3 separate regions of the Homo sapiens genome follow, and regions 2 and 3 are each linked to region 1. A link is an interaction called in ENCODE POLR2A ChIA-PET data of the cell type or tissue named here. Cell type or tissue: MCF 10A. All regions are shown on one strand.

Evidence for each region. ChIA-PET counts read pairs that join two places held together with the same protein. Peaks named below come from ENCODE experiments on the same cell type or tissue, not always from the same donor. Only the 100,000 strongest peaks of a DNase experiment are listed, where the experiment ranks them.
Region 2: POLR2A ChIA-PET joins it to region 1 with 5 read pairs; 2 of 35 experiments call an interaction of 5 or more read pairs at or near these places.
Region 3: POLR2A ChIA-PET joins it to region 1 with 5 read pairs; 2 of 35 experiments call an interaction of 5 or more read pairs at or near these places.

What each region holds. Positions count from the first base shown.
Region 1 is chr2:28,247,317-28,252,316 of GRCh38, reverse strand. All of the region lies in intron 10 of BABAM2 (BRISC and BRCA1 A complex member 2), which reads right to left. Among named protein-coding and RNA genes, the nearest start is that of BABAM2-AS2, 61 kb to the left of the region's middle. RefSeq lists an enhancer at 2,017-2,517. In MCF 10A, no CTCF peak of the experiment used is centred here; a DNase peak (open chromatin) is centred at 2,076.
Region 2 is chr2:28,332,346-28,337,345 of GRCh38, reverse strand. All of the region lies in intron 11 of BABAM2 (BRISC and BRCA1 A complex member 2), which reads right to left. Among named protein-coding and RNA genes, the nearest start is that of BABAM2-AS2, 24 kb to the right of the region's middle. RefSeq lists a silencer at 1,078-1,278. In MCF 10A, no CTCF peak of the experiment used is centred here; no DNase peak of the experiment used is centred here.
Region 3 is chr2:28,034,897-28,039,896 of GRCh38, reverse strand. All of the region lies in intron 5 of BABAM2 (BRISC and BRCA1 A complex member 2), which reads right to left. Among named protein-coding and RNA genes, the nearest start is that of MIR4263, 41 kb to the right of the region's middle. In MCF 10A, no CTCF peak of the experiment used is centred here; no DNase peak of the experiment used is centred here.

The DNA of each region.
Region 1 (5,000 bases):
TTTTCTTTTATCTTTTTCCATATTCTTTTATCATTCGGAACAATATTAGAGAACTGACTGGTTTGATATTTTGTTGATAATTAATTTTCATTCCTGTTGCTTTGATAGTTTTTTTGCTTTTTTTTTTTTTGAGATGGAGTTTCACTCCTCTTGCCCAGGGTGGAGTGCAACGGCACGTTCTCGGCTCACTGCAACCTCCACCTCCCAGGTTCAAGCGATTCTCCTATCTCAGCCTCTCCCAAGAAGCTGAGATTACAGGTGCCACCACACTTGGCTAATTTTTGTATTTTTAGTAGAGACAGGGTTTCACCATGTTTCGGCTGATCTCGAACTCCTGACCTCAGGTGATCTACCCACCTTGGCCTCCCCAAGTGCTGGGATTACGGGCATGAGCCACTGCACCTAGCCTGATAGTTATTAATACTAGAAATGATAAAATTAAACTAAGAATCTTTATGTCTGATATGAGGTAAACATGGTAATTCTAAAATAATATTACACTTTCTATAGATTTGGCTTGAAACAAATTCTAACACATAGCATTGTGGTTCTTAATTTTAATTATTTTACTGATTCCGATTTGCTTTTCAAGTATATTCCTTTATATAAAGATGTGAACTGTATCCAAAAAAGTAAGCAGGTTTTGAGCAACATCACAGTTTTGGTTTTACCGATTTATGTAGTAGCCATCTTGTTTGTTGAGTGCTAAATATTCTACGACGAAACACTGTTTCTATAGCGGGCAGATGAAAGTCTACCTCGCTTAGCTCAGGAACTGAGTGGCTGCTACTACGACAGCTTTGTGTTTTAGTGGTGAGGTGACAGTGCGACATCAATGCAAATAATTTCCTTGGTTATACCAGGAATTGGAGAGCCTGACAAAATCAGAGCTCGGCAGAAGCATTTGTAGCAATAAACAGAAGCTTCTGATTTTTACTTAAAATTTCAAAAGCTGTCCTGATTTCTAATTTATTGGCCTTGATTACAGGCCTATAAGGAAAGAATTATTTAAATGACTACCAGAATTAGTCTGAAGTTGTTGATTTCCTCTGGCTTAAAAAAAAAAAGTCTTACCAGAAACTGTGTTCTCTGAAAAACAAAATAATTGCTTTCCTTTTACTTAATGTCAACTGAAAACCAATGAATGAACAAATGAACAAACAGATAGTTAAAGACAAATACAGAAAGAATAATACTAAGACATCTGTGTGAACATTAGTCATTTAAAATAAAGAAAAACATCAGAGTAAGAACCTTATCATTCATTAGACTGAATAAACACTGCCACCCCAGCCCCAATCCTACAGCTCTGAAATGGAGGAACACAGCAATCAAAGTCTTGCAAAGATACACTGGAAATAATGTGCAGGGCAAAATCCAAAGATAACTTTTTTTCTCTTTTAAAAACATAAGACTGTGGCTGGGCGTGGTGGCTCACGCCTGTAATCCTAGCACTTTGGGAAGCCATGGCGGGTAGATCACGAGGTCAGGAGATCAAGACCATCCTGGCTAACACGGCAAAACCCTGTCTCTACTAAAAACACAAAAAATTAGCCGGGAGTGGTGGCACATGCCTGTAATCCTAGCTACTCAGGAGGCTGAGGCAGGAGAATTGCTTGAACCTGGGAGGCGGAGGTTGCTGTGAGCTGAGATCGTGCCACTGCACTCCAGCCTGGGCGACAGAGCGAGACCCCGTCTCAAAAACAAAACAAACAAACAAACAAAAAAAAAAGAAAAAAATATATATGATTGTTTATAGTAATGACAGAAAAAGCTATATTGTTGTGTTTATATTATAACATATATACATGTAATATATATGACAATTAATAGAACAAATAAGCGGGAGGACAAGGAGCAATGTTGCTATATTTTACCAGAATGAAGGTATTATTAATCTTAAGGCAATTATGTTAAAGATGCATATTGTAATCTCTAGAATAAACCGCTAAGAAAGTAATTCAATATTAGATAGCTAAAAAAAAAAAAAAAAAAAAAGTTCAACAAATGCCCTTCCCCTTACTCACTGTGCTCCAGCCACGCCTGCTTCAGCAGAGCTCTTTGCTGCCTCAGGGCTCAGGGCTTTTGCACAGGGACTGCCTTCCCTGGAATTGCCTTCCTTGGCTGTCTGAATCACTGCTAAGGTCTCAGCGGAAATGTCACCCTCTATAGGAGGTCTTCCCTATAGAAGCATAGGGAAGACCTCACAGCATCTCCTCACAGCATCTTCCTCATCTTCCTCACAGCATCTCCTTCTTATTCTCTATTCATAGCCTTTTACTTTGTTCCATCACGCTATTTGTCACCTTTTGAATGTATATATTTGTTAAGTTTATGTCTTTATTGTCTGTTTTTCTCATTAGACTTCATTAAGAAAGACAAGAAGCTGGGTGTGGTGGCTCATGCCTGTAATCCCAACACTTTGGGAGGCTGAGGCAGGTGGATCCCTTGAGCCCGAGGTGTTTTGAGACCAGCCTGGGAAACAGCAAAACCTCGTCCCTACATAAAATTAGCTGGGCGTCATGGCGCTTATGTATAGTTCCAGCTACTTGGGAGGCTAAGGTGGGAGGATCACCTGAGCCCAGGAAGTTGAGGCTACAGTGAGCCATGATTGCACCACTGCACTCCAGTCTGGAGAGAGAGAAAGAAGACCTCCCCCAGACCAAGACATATAACATATGAGCCTCTCTCATATAACTGTGTCTTGCATAAAGTAGACAAGTCATAAAATATTTGTTTTAAAAATGCATACCATTGTACTTCACCTTGACCTAATCTTTTTTCTCATCAACTAGACAAGAAGTTGGCAAACTTCTGTGAAGGGTCAAATATTTTAGGTCTTGCAAACCATATACTGTCTCTGCTGCATATTCTTCTGCTTCTTTCTGTTTTCTAAGAATCCTTTTAAAATATAAAAGCTACCCTTAGGGCAGGGTGCAGTGGCTCACACCTATAATCCCAGCACTTTGGGAGGCCTAGGCGGGTAGATTGCTTGAGGCCAGGAGTTCAAGATCAGCCTGGGTAACGTGGTGAAACCCGGTCTCTACTAAAAATACAAAAATTAGCCGGGCATGGTGGCACATGCCTGTAGTCCCAGCTACTCGGGAGGCTGAGGCAGAAGAAACGCTTGAACTCAAGGTGGCGGAGGCTGCAGTGAGCCAAGATCACACTACCGCATTCCAGCCTGGGCAACAGAGTGAGACGCTGTTTCCAAAAAAAAAAAAAAAAACAAGCAAACAAACAAACAAAAAGCTATACTTAGCTCAAGGGCCCTATAAAAACAGGCTGACACGGGATTTGGCCCACAGGCTGTAGTTTTCTAATTTCTGTGCTATGTTACTGTAAGTATCTTAAGGTCAACTCTGAGTTATATACTTATATCCCCTAATACCTCGCATAGTACTGAGCATGCAGTAGGTTCTTAGTAAACTCAGAACTCAGTTAAGTTGGAGGTAGAGGAAAACAAGAGAAAAAAGTGGTCAGATTTGGTCTAACAGGAATTTTACCAGGGAGAAAAGGCCTACAGTCCAGGCTGAATGACTCAAAGGGTCATTTACCAAAGATTTATAGGTAATGGAAAAAGACAGCTTGTCATACAGTCACAAATCTCAATACTCAATTGTCTCCCCTTCTAAGCAGCAACTCTGCTCCTGTAGACAGCTGCCTCCTTGTGTGTCTACTTACAGTGCAGTTGACTGGGACCCACAAAAAAAGCATGTAGCTTTTCCCCAGAGGATTTTTTTTGTTCTGTTACTTCGCCTTGCTATCTGGTTCTCTTGCCACGCTGCATTCTGAAAAGCTACTAGTGGACCAGGCGCGGTGGCTCACGCCTGTAATCCCAGCACTTTGGGAAGCTGAGGCAGGTGGATCACCTGAGGTCGGGAGTTTGAGACCAGCCTGACCAACACGGAGAAACTCCGTTTCTACTAAAATTACAAAATTAGCCAGGCATGGTGGCGCATGCCTGTAATCCCAGCTACTCGAGAGGCTGAGGCAGGAGAATTGCTTGAACCTGGGAGGCAGAGGTTGCAGTGAGCCGAGATCCCGTCATTCCACTCCAACCTGGGCAACAAGAGCAAAACTCCGTCTCAAAAAAAAAAAAAAAAAAAGAAAAAGAAAATAAACAAAAGCTACTAGCTTAAAGGTAACATCTACCTCCAGAGGTAAGCATAATTTGGCAAATATGGAATTGCCTATACAACTGCTATGAATAATTCTTAGATGATGGCCAGGAAAGTTTCCTAAAAATAGTTTCTGGATGGGAGCAAGTTTCTGATCCTGCTACAGTTCCAAGATTTGAGACATGCTGAAAATGAATGATGTAAGGAAGGAATAAGTGGATGGAAATGCTCCATGGCCACAATCATGGCCACAGTCCCCACTCCTGGAACTGCCAGAATGCCAGGATGTTGCAGTACCTCCTGAGAGATCCCAGAATCTGTGCAATGCTTTTCCTTAAGGCAATCTGCTTTTTCAAAGTCTGGCAAAGTCTGAGGTCAGAGCTGTCTGTCTCAAGAAGAGTGCCTCTTTCCTCTAGCATCCAAAATGCACATAATTATTGCCAGGAGCTATCCTATCAATAGCAATTATCCTGGGCCCGAGGAGAATAGGGAGGAAGGGGAGAACAGAGATGCTATTTCATGTCCTGCTAGGTCTTCAACCTCCATGAAGTAGTAGAGGCAGCCACAGGGGAATGGCTCTATTTCCAGGCACTTCCTTCCTCCTTTTCACCTCTTGAGATCTCAGAATAATTCACTGCAATGTTCTTTGTTAAGTCTCTGCCACCTCATATTCCCCTCCCCATCTTCATGGAAGGGAGAAAAAGGAACAAGTGGTCCCTTGGGCATTGTAACCAAGCCAGCAGATGCTTCCAAAGGAAGGTAAGTGTCAGATGCTTAACTGCATGACTAAGTAAAACACATTATCTAACCAAGCTTCACTCCGAGGTAGCAAGTCCTATATTTTAGATAAGAAAAAAGGAAATGGGTGAAAATAATTTA
Region 2 (5,000 bases), 85 kb before region 1:
CGCGGGCCACAGTCCATGCAGCAGGGAAGGGGCAGTGGAGGGGCATTTCCAGCAGCAGCTTGCTGTCAGCTGAGAGGTGAGGGAGAAAAGTGAGGGGAGGAGAAGGGAGGGGCTGCAGAGGAAGGAGGTGGGCACCCGTGCTCCTGGTCACCAGGCTTGCCTTCTAGCCCTGCCCCACCGACACCCACACAATCACAGTGACACCTTACGTGTCCAGATATCTCACCTCAGAGCAATGGCAAGAACCAGGCAGGGCCACCAAGACCTGTCACCCTCAGCACTGCAAAGGTCTCATCGCCTCACCCACAGGGAACCTCCCACAGTCCATTTCATTTAGGATCTGGTCCTACTGAGCCTGGCTCTACCAGCTGCCAGCTCCCAGGAGATCAGAAGCAGCAAATCTGGAGTGGAGGAGCTAACCCAAGGGTAGGAGGCAGATTCACAGCAGCAGTGAGAAGAGAACAGAAAACTGCTCAGGAAGCACGAGCACTCACCGGGGATCCTGTGCCATAGGGCAAAGAGCCCCACGCAATCTGACAGGCCCTGGAGTTGTCTCTGGAGCAGAGCAAATGCAGCGGCTGGTGCCACCGGCTGCCCGCCCCCTTCAAGTCAACTGCAGCCCTCTTTCCAATCTGGCCTTGGAATGCTCCAGCTCTTTCTCAGTGCTGGCCTCCACCATGGCCTCTGCAGCACTGAAACGTCAGCTCCTCTCTCTGGAAGCTCTCTTTCCCTGTGACTTCTGTGACATGTGGTGCCACAGCTGTCCTGCCTCTCTCTACCTCTCCCTGCCCCTCCTTCGGCACTCCCAGGCGCCATCATCCTTGGGGTCACACAGAGCAAGGTGGGAACTCCTGGTCCTGCAGCACCGCTAGCCCAGCCCTCCCTCCCCTCAAACTTCCAGTCCCACGTCTCCAACCACCTGTGGGACACCCTACCTGTCACTCTGTAACTCAAACTAGTGTTCCAAATGGATGTTTTCATCACTTTTATGTATCTGAAAATGCTCTGACCAATTTGGTTTTCTGTAACAGAACCTTCAGTTTCCTTCCGAACCAGTTTCCATTCTCCCTAAACCCCTACGGTGAATTCATCCTCAAGGTTCCTGCCGCTAAGTCCCTCCATCCGTAGTGACTCCCATAGCTCCTGTCTTATCTTTCGATGGCACTGCTGCAGAAGCTGCTTCTCCCCTGGACATGAGGCCTCCTTTGCCTATGTTTGCAGCTACACTGATTCTCTTACAGTGTGAGTCTCTGTCCCTTTCCTGACCAAGACCTTAATGTCCTCCAAACTCTCAGCCTGGCATTCAATGACTCTATCTGGCTCCAAGTCATTAGGAAGAAAATCTATTCTGTTCCTCTATCACATTTTTTGAGATCATGCGACCCTTTGAGAAGCTAAGAAAGTGAAGGATCCTCTCCTCAGAGAAACTGCAGGTAAGACGCCCCACAGCAACCCGGGGATGTCACAGACCCCCCTGAGCTGGCCACGGTCCAGGATACGAGCCCTGGATCTACTGCCTCTCCCTTCTTCTCATTTGACTACTTGCTCTTCCTCACACATGCCATTTGCCACCTCTGGGCTTATTCATGCTCAGGACAAATACTCCTGCTTCCATCAAGTCTCCCCTGGTCCCCAGGAGGTCATCTCCCTGCACACTGTCCGTGCTTCTTCTGGGGCACTTGTCCCATGTGCACAGGTCTTATCTGCCAGCCCCTGGAAAGCGGGAGCACATCCTGCTCCCAGTGACCACTAGGCCTGGCTCAGTGTAGAAAGCACTTGGTGATGGGCTGTGGCTTTAATGTAACTAATGATGACCACGAGCTTGCAAGAAGCAGTTACAGTATGTCCATTACAAGCTGTTTAAGAAGGCGGGAGAGGCTGGGCGCAGTGGCTCATGCCTGTAATCCCAGCACTTTTGGAGGCCGAGGCGGGTGTATCACCCAAGGTCAGGAGTTCAAGACCAGCCTGGCCAACATGGCGAAACCCCGTCTCTACTAAAAATATAAAAATTAGCCGGGTGTGGTGGTGGGCGCTTGTAGTCCCAGCTACTTGGGAAGCTGAGGCAGGAGAATCGCTTGAACCCGGGAGGCGGAGGTTGCAGTGAGCCAAGATCACGTCCGCACCATGGCACTCCAGCCTGGGCGGCAGAGCCAGACTCTGTCTCAAAAAAAAAAAAAAAAAAAAAAAAAAAGAAGGTGGGAGAGACAGCAGCTCCAGAAAGAGAACAGGTACAATATTTAGGTACTAAGGAAGAACACTTTAGTCCATTCTCAAATTTCAAACTTTGCCAACAGTTAGTAAGAAAAAGCACCCTCTTCCATCCACTTGTGATCAGCACAGCCCTGAGCCAGCCAAACCGCCACCTTCTCTGGCACTCAGGACCTCAAAGCCCTTATCCATTAACGGCACCATGCCACAGTCGCCACAGTCACCCTTAATGCAAAAGGGGTGCTGTGGTGTGACAGAGCTCCAGACCTAGGCAAGGCCGGGCAGGGCAGGAGAAGCCCTGGGCTCTGTTCCCTTACGAACAGTAGGGGTGATAAGGCCACCTGATGCCACACTCGCATGGGACAGTGTGTGGGAGGAGACAGTCAACTGTTGGCTGCCACCCAGACGTGAGGGCCACTTATTCCTTCCATATGTTTCACCTGCTGCTATTTCCCCAGCAACATGGAAGTGCGGCCGGAGAGAGCCTTGTGGCCCCGCTTCTCCAGAGGGTCTGAGATCGACAGGCTGCCACCAACCTCTGCTGCATGGACTCTGGCCTGATGTGCACTGTGGAGTCTGGCCCATCCCAGTACCACTTTCAGGGAGGGCTGAATGTTCCCTAAGTTAGAGGTGAGGACGTCACCTTCCCTGACCTTACAGCTACGAACATCAAGGGGAGAGGCTGCAGCTGAGCTGCACTATAGCCCCCACAGGTGCCTGATGAGCAGATGGTGCTGGAGCCACTGCTGCCCTGGACGCTGGCCTGAGCTGGGCAGGGGTCGGGTCCGGGGAGCCCTCCACTTACCTCCCCAGGCCCAGAGTCACACTGGGTCCCGAGGCAAGCCTCATCAGCTTAGTCTTTCCTTGTAAACTTCTAGGGGAAGGGGCTACAACATTGCAAGCTCCTTACACAGAAGGGAGCACGTTTTAAAGGCAAGCTTTTTTCTTTTTAGAAAGTTCTAAAGTTTCCTGTTCTGTCCTGGGCTTTCCCTGCCAGGGCCAACTGCGTGCTGCCAAGGGGAAGCGTGGCGAGGGCTATTTAAAGGCATGATGCTACCAGCTGTTTTCGGCGAGTGCCTCTCAACTTGGATCCTCATTAAGTTAGTTAACGGAGTGGGAGGAGGGGGAAAGGGAAAATGACAACTGGCTCCCACCCATTTATAGATTTTTTAAAACGCTGTTTTCATTTATTTCACTTTTTATCAGAGAAAATGGAGAGCTGCCCAGAGTACAGATTGCTAATGGCAAGAGGTATCTGTCATCTTTGAAAAAACCTTTGACCCAGAGACAAAGTATGTAGTAAGCTTTAAAAGTGTAAGCGTGTTCTAGGGGATAGTGAAGTCTTCTCACCTCCCCATTAACTGGCCAAGTGGGGCCCACAGGAGAGGGCCCTGAGTGTCAAGCTCCTCACTGAATGCACACTGTAAGGGAATCTATTTTTAGATGGCATTAGAGCTCAATATGCCTGAGGGCAAAATGAGGTTCAGTCCCTCTTCACTGATCTCAGTCTCTCTGCTCAGGGTTTCATAAAATTACAACTCGGTCCAACCCAGGAGTCTCAGTTAGGAGAAGAAAACGTAAGGACTGGGTAGGTTTCCCATGAATTCAGAGCAGAAGCAGGGCTGGCCCAGGCTTCAGCTCACAGGCATGGCATGGTGGAGGGAACTGAATCAGGAGTCAGGGGGTCTACTTTTGTGGGCCTTGGGCCCAGGGTAAATCTCTTCTGGGCTTCAGCTCCCTCACCTACAAAGCAGGGTGCCATAACTGAGGGTCCTAAGGCCGGTGGGCTGTAGAAGGTGAGGGTAGCCTGTGCGGGGCAGGCTCTGGAGCCAGGCGGACTGGGCTCGAGGCCTGGCCACACTCCTTACTCGTTGATCATGAGGGCAAGTGACTGCAGCGTTAGTTTCTTCATCTAAAAGGCGGGAGTAACTGCCTACCTTAAAGGGTTCTTGTGAGGAGTGAATGAGATGGTCTGGGTAAGCGCTTGGCATGGTACCTGGCATAAGAGATGATCAATAGATGTCAACTATTATCATGGGTACCCGCTGGGGCCAAGGGGAAGAGGCTCTGAGTCTGTGGAAACAGCCAGAAGAACGCGTGTGTGCCGAAGCGGGAAACCTGTGAGAGGTCTAGGGTCCTTGTCCTCAGTTCAGCCTTTCCCGAGGCTCCTTGGATCAGGCCCTCCCTTCTCACTGATCACACTGAGCTGGCAATCGCAGGCAGAGATGGCCAATCTCAGGCTTGGATACTCAGCCAAAGTCATGGGACACTGTGTGTCTTTTGCAATCCAGTCTAGAGCTGCTCATGGCATCCTTGTGGCATCAAAGGACAAATTCTGTAGCCAGAGGCACCTCCAGCCCTTGCGTGTCTTCTGCCCCCAAACCTACCAGGTGTACTCCTTGTGTGTGGTGTGCAGTTTTGGTCAGGGCTTGACCAGGGATGATGCTGCAGCTCTTCCTAGAAGGGTATTTAGGAATCACATGGCTCCGGCTGCCAAGAGCAGGGTGTTGGTTGGCCTGGTCCTCAAACAGCTCTCCTTCTGTCCAGGACAACATGCATCGTCAAGGGGAGGCAGTGGGGGAAGTGGAAAGAGCACTGCACTAGGAGGCACAGGACTCACAGCTCTAGCCCGGGCCCTGGCTCATTGTGTCATCCAGAACTGGGACTCCATTTCCTCACCTGTAACAGGATGATTTCTACTTAATGATCTTATGACCACCCAGTTATGGTCTGAGATATCATCCATGTGATCTTGAGCAAGCCACTTAACCCTTTTGTGTCCTGATTCTTCA
Region 3 (5,000 bases), 210 kb after region 1:
AAAATGTCAGCCTTTCTGCCAACTGTCTTAATGGCAATTTCCCCAGCATTAGCAATAAATATGTGCATCTTTCCTTTTTTCAAGTTATAGTACGTTGGCAAGCAACTTAAACTAACAAGACTCTGAGTTTTGGCAATTTATTAAGTCTAAGCTTTGCTTTTGGTAATCACAGCTGTGACAGTTTTCTTCTCCTTTTAGAAGTGACAGGTAGACATTTTGTGCAGAATGGAGTCCAAGTTCAGGTTGTTCTGTAAGGGAAAATTTTACTTCCTTTCTTAGAGGCACTTCCCTTGTCAACAAACAAGCTTTTATCTGAAATTGACTGCTCTTACCACTTAGACAGCTAAAAGCTAAGAAACACTCAAGTGATTATAACTTTAGCTGGGTGACAAACTGGTAAGGCTGATTCTTCAAATGGACTCTGAAAACCAGTGAGCCTAAATCTGGAGATTGTTCCTTAGCACATGCATACATATACACTAAATGTGAAAAGGAAAGTCAAAGTTAGTCTAACTAGAATTTTATAATTTACAAAATGTTTTCTAAGATATGTCATTTAATTATCCCAAAACCCTGCTTGGTAGATACAATTCATTTATACTTAGAAATGAAAAAACTGAGGCCTAGAACAGTCAAGAAACTTGCCTACAGTTATTGAGAGAGTAACAAAGAGTCACAGAGCTCAACCTCAAGACTCAAGGTGTATTCATCCATTCACGAGTATGTATTAAGGGCCTAAAATGTGTCAGGCACTCCGCTAGGCATCTAGTGAGTAAAAGAGACAGGACCACTGCCCTTTTGGAGCTTATAGTCTAGTAGGTGAGTCAGATATCAATCAAAATAATCACTCCTATCAATTATAACCTGTGTGGAGAAATGGGAATACTTAAACACTGTTAGTGGGAATGTAAGTTAGTTCAGGCAGGTGGAAAGCAGTTTGAAGATTTCTCATAGAACTAAAAATAGAACTACCATTTGATCCAGCAATTCTACTACTGGGTACATACCCAAAGGAAAATAAATCGCTCTACCAAAAGGACACCTCCACTTATATGTTTATTATAGCACTGTTCACAATAACAAAGACATGGAAACTACCTAGGTGCCCATCAGTGGTGAACTGGATTTTTAAAATGTGGTACATATACACCATAGAATACAACACAGAAATTAAAAAAGAACAAAATCATGTCCTCTGCAGCAACATGGATATAGCTGGAGGTCATTATCCTAAGGAAATTAATGCAGAAACAGAAAACCATATACCACATGTTCTCACTTATAAGTGGGAGCTAAACACTGAGCACACACACACATAACGATGGGAACAACAGACACTGGGGACTCCAGAAGGAGGGAGGAAAGAAAGGGGACAAGAGCTGAAAAACTTCCTATTGAGTACTATGTTCACTATTTGGGTGGCAAGATCAATAGAAACCAAAACCTTAACATCACACAACATAACCCTGTAATAACCCTGTACGTGTACCCCCTGAATGTAAAATACAAAATAAATAAAATAAATTATAACCTGTGATAAATGCTATCAAAGGGCACAGTGCTCTGAGAGCAAATTCCAGGAGGAAATGAACCATCTAGGGTTGGGGGCTCATTACTTGGAGGGAATTTTTTTTAAAGCTAAGTCAAAAGACCACATGGAAAAATAAATAACACCAGGCAGGAAAAGTCTAAAGAAGAAAAGCAGTGAGAGGGAACTGTACATAAAGCATAATTTTTCTCTGGTTACTTAAGATTTTCTCTTTATGTCTGGTTATCAGTATTTTTACTATAATGTTTTGTTTTAGTTTTTCCTTGCATTTATCCCAGATGGGGTTTGTTGAGCTTCTTGAATCTGTAAATTTCTGTCTTTCACCATATTTGGAAATGTGTTATTTTGTCAAATACTTTCCTGCCTTCTCCCTTTCTCTTCCCCTTCTAGGACTCCCGTTTCTTATATATTAAACATTTTGATACTATCCCATAATATCAAGGCTCTGCTTTCCCTTCTTCCAAGTATCAATGTCCATCCAGTATCTGCCTGCTTTGATCACTCTCTAGTGTTTTCAGGCAAATGGCTCTATATTTTGCTCGGAGCTCTGAGCTGTTGTGAAGAGTTAGGTCAACAGGAGCTACTTGGCCGTGACAAAAAGTGCAACTTGACAGAAATCTACAAATATTTTAATATACTGTTGACAATACTGTGGAGAAACAACCACTTTCATATATTGCTGCTGGTTTAATAAACCTGTATAAACTTTATGGAAGTTACTTTGACAATAAAATTATGAACACATAATCTTTGATCCAGTAATTCCACTTCTAATTATTTATCTTACAGACATACCTGAACACATGCAAAGTGACATATATACAAGATTATTTATTACAGTATTGTTTGTAATAGCAAAAGATTAGAAGCAAACAATATCCAATAATAGAGTTCAGATGTAATAATAATTCAATTATACAATGTAATAATATACAATTGTAAAAAAAGAATGAGGGAGTTCTATATATGTTTATACAGAAAAAATCTCTGAGCTATATTGAGTTAAAAGGAAGATCCAAAACAGTGCATAATATACGTTACCATTTGCATAAAAAGGGGGAATATATATTAGTATTTGCTTATATATGTACAAACTAACTCTGAAAATCTATACTAGAAAAAATTTATATTAGTGCTTACCTGGACAGGAGGAAAGTGGTATGATTTGGGTGGACAAAGGACAAAGATGGGAGGGAGACTTTTCACTATATTACTTTACATAGACTTTGATTTTTGAATAATATGAATACCTTATCCATTCGAAAAAATTTTAAGGAATTTAAAAAAAACTAAAAGCGTATATAATAAAATGTCCACAATTCATGCATTATTCATTCATTCATTCATTGAACAAATATTTACTGAGCACATACTGTGCCAAGTACTAGGCTAGATAATGGAGAACTTAAGACAAAACAGTCTATGTGTCCTCAAGGAACTTAAAGTCTATTTTGACTAGACTGGCAATTAAACAAAATAGTACGACATGGTAAGTGTTTTGACAGAGATATTCACAGGACGCTTTGGAAGTAATTTAATCGGGACACTCAGTTTCCAGTGACAGAACTCCAATTCAAACTAATTTGAACAAACAAAAGAGAATTTATTGAAAGGATATGAGGGATCTCATGAAACCTAAGGATAAAAACATAGCATGGCCTCAGTTCCAAGGATTCTAATACCCACAGAATTTTCTCTTAGTCTCTTGTCTCTGCTGTCTCTGTACTTCATTTTCCTTTCTATTTGCCAGCTTCTGATTCTTTTGACCAGATGTTATTAGAAAAAAGTTCCCAGATTTACATGTTACAGACCAATTACTCATACAGAGACCAATCTCACTCCCTCAGTACTAACTCCAAATTCCCAGGGAAGAATTCTGTTTGGCTTAGGTTAAGCCTCCCTGATCTAATCAACACATTTCCACAGTTCTTTGAAGTAAATAAGTTAATGGTACCATGAATTCTTGAAAATAATTGAAAAACTAGGAAACTCTTTTCTGAGGAAGGAAACAGCTTGCATCATTTGTACATTTCCGAAAACAATTTTTTAAACACCTTAAGAGTTTTCGTACAGAATACTTGAAATGTAGGATTCTTTTTGTCTTTTGCCTTTTAGTACATGAAAAAAAGGCATTAAAACCCGCCTCAGCTGGTCCTTGGACAACACTTGTCCATTTCCTTCATGGCGATAACACTGTGCAAGGAGTGCACCCTACATCTAAATGGCCACCAAAGAGATGGGGCAATGCACCCATCAGTTCAGAACAAATGAGTGGCCTCACAAAGATAAGTAAGGGGGCGCAATTAGAGTCCTTCCTCACATGCTGTTCTGAAAAGTATAGGCAAAGGAAATGGAAAGGATTTCCTTTGTGTTTCGTATGCTTCCTGAAAATAAGATCTTTTCCACTTGATGCATCCTGCTGCTGAAAGTAACTTGAATTTCCTACTGATACCTCTACTATTTAAAAAACAGTAACAGAGTTCCTTTGGAATATCAGTATGATTTTAAAAGTTATAATCTACACCTTTAATATTTTGAGGTATAAAGTAATTTAGGTATCCACACACTACTTTTTATTAATAAGGTTAAAAACCAGAAATATAAGCTATTGTAAGCAAGATCTTAAGTATTTCCATTGACATGCAAGTCAAAATTCAGTACAACAAATTCCATTACAAAGACAATTAAAAAGGGAGACACTGTCATGGTTCATTTATTTTACATAATGTCCAACTCCTAACAGTTCCGTGTGGTTAAAAACAAAACTAAACAAATATGGTCAATTCCTTGGAGTATACTGTAGCATATCTGACCGCCACACTACACCCTTTTCAAAGGAGCCACCACATGTTAATCCCCATGTCAAATGCCATCAGGACATAACTCCCAAGCAGCAAAAATTAAAGGGAGATTATAGGTGAAGGTCCCTGCATGCCCTGCTATATATGGCTGACTGGCATGACCAGAGCACCTACTACATCCTCATGCCAGTAGGGGAAAGGCCATCCACTTCCAGGCTCCCCAGATATTTTTATCTTTCTCTTAGCAACTCTTGCCCTCCTCTCCTATCACGCTAGACCAGTGCTGTCTGAAAGAAAAATAATGCAAAGTACAAATGTGAGCCATATATATAATTTAAGATTATTTAACATTTTCTAATAGTCACAATTTAAAAGGCAAAAAAAGACAGGTGAAAAGCTAATAATACATCCCAATATATCTAAAATATTAGCATTTCCACATGCAATCAACATAAAAATCATTAATGAGTTTTTTTGTACTAATTCTTCAAACTCTGGTGTGTATTTCCCACGTGCACACATCTCAGTTCAGACTAGCCACATTTCAAATGCTCGATAGTCACATGTTTGACTAGAAGCTCCTGTATTGGACAGCATAGTTCTAGACATTTTCCCATTAACGTTAATCCCGACATTAAGGTAAACACTCC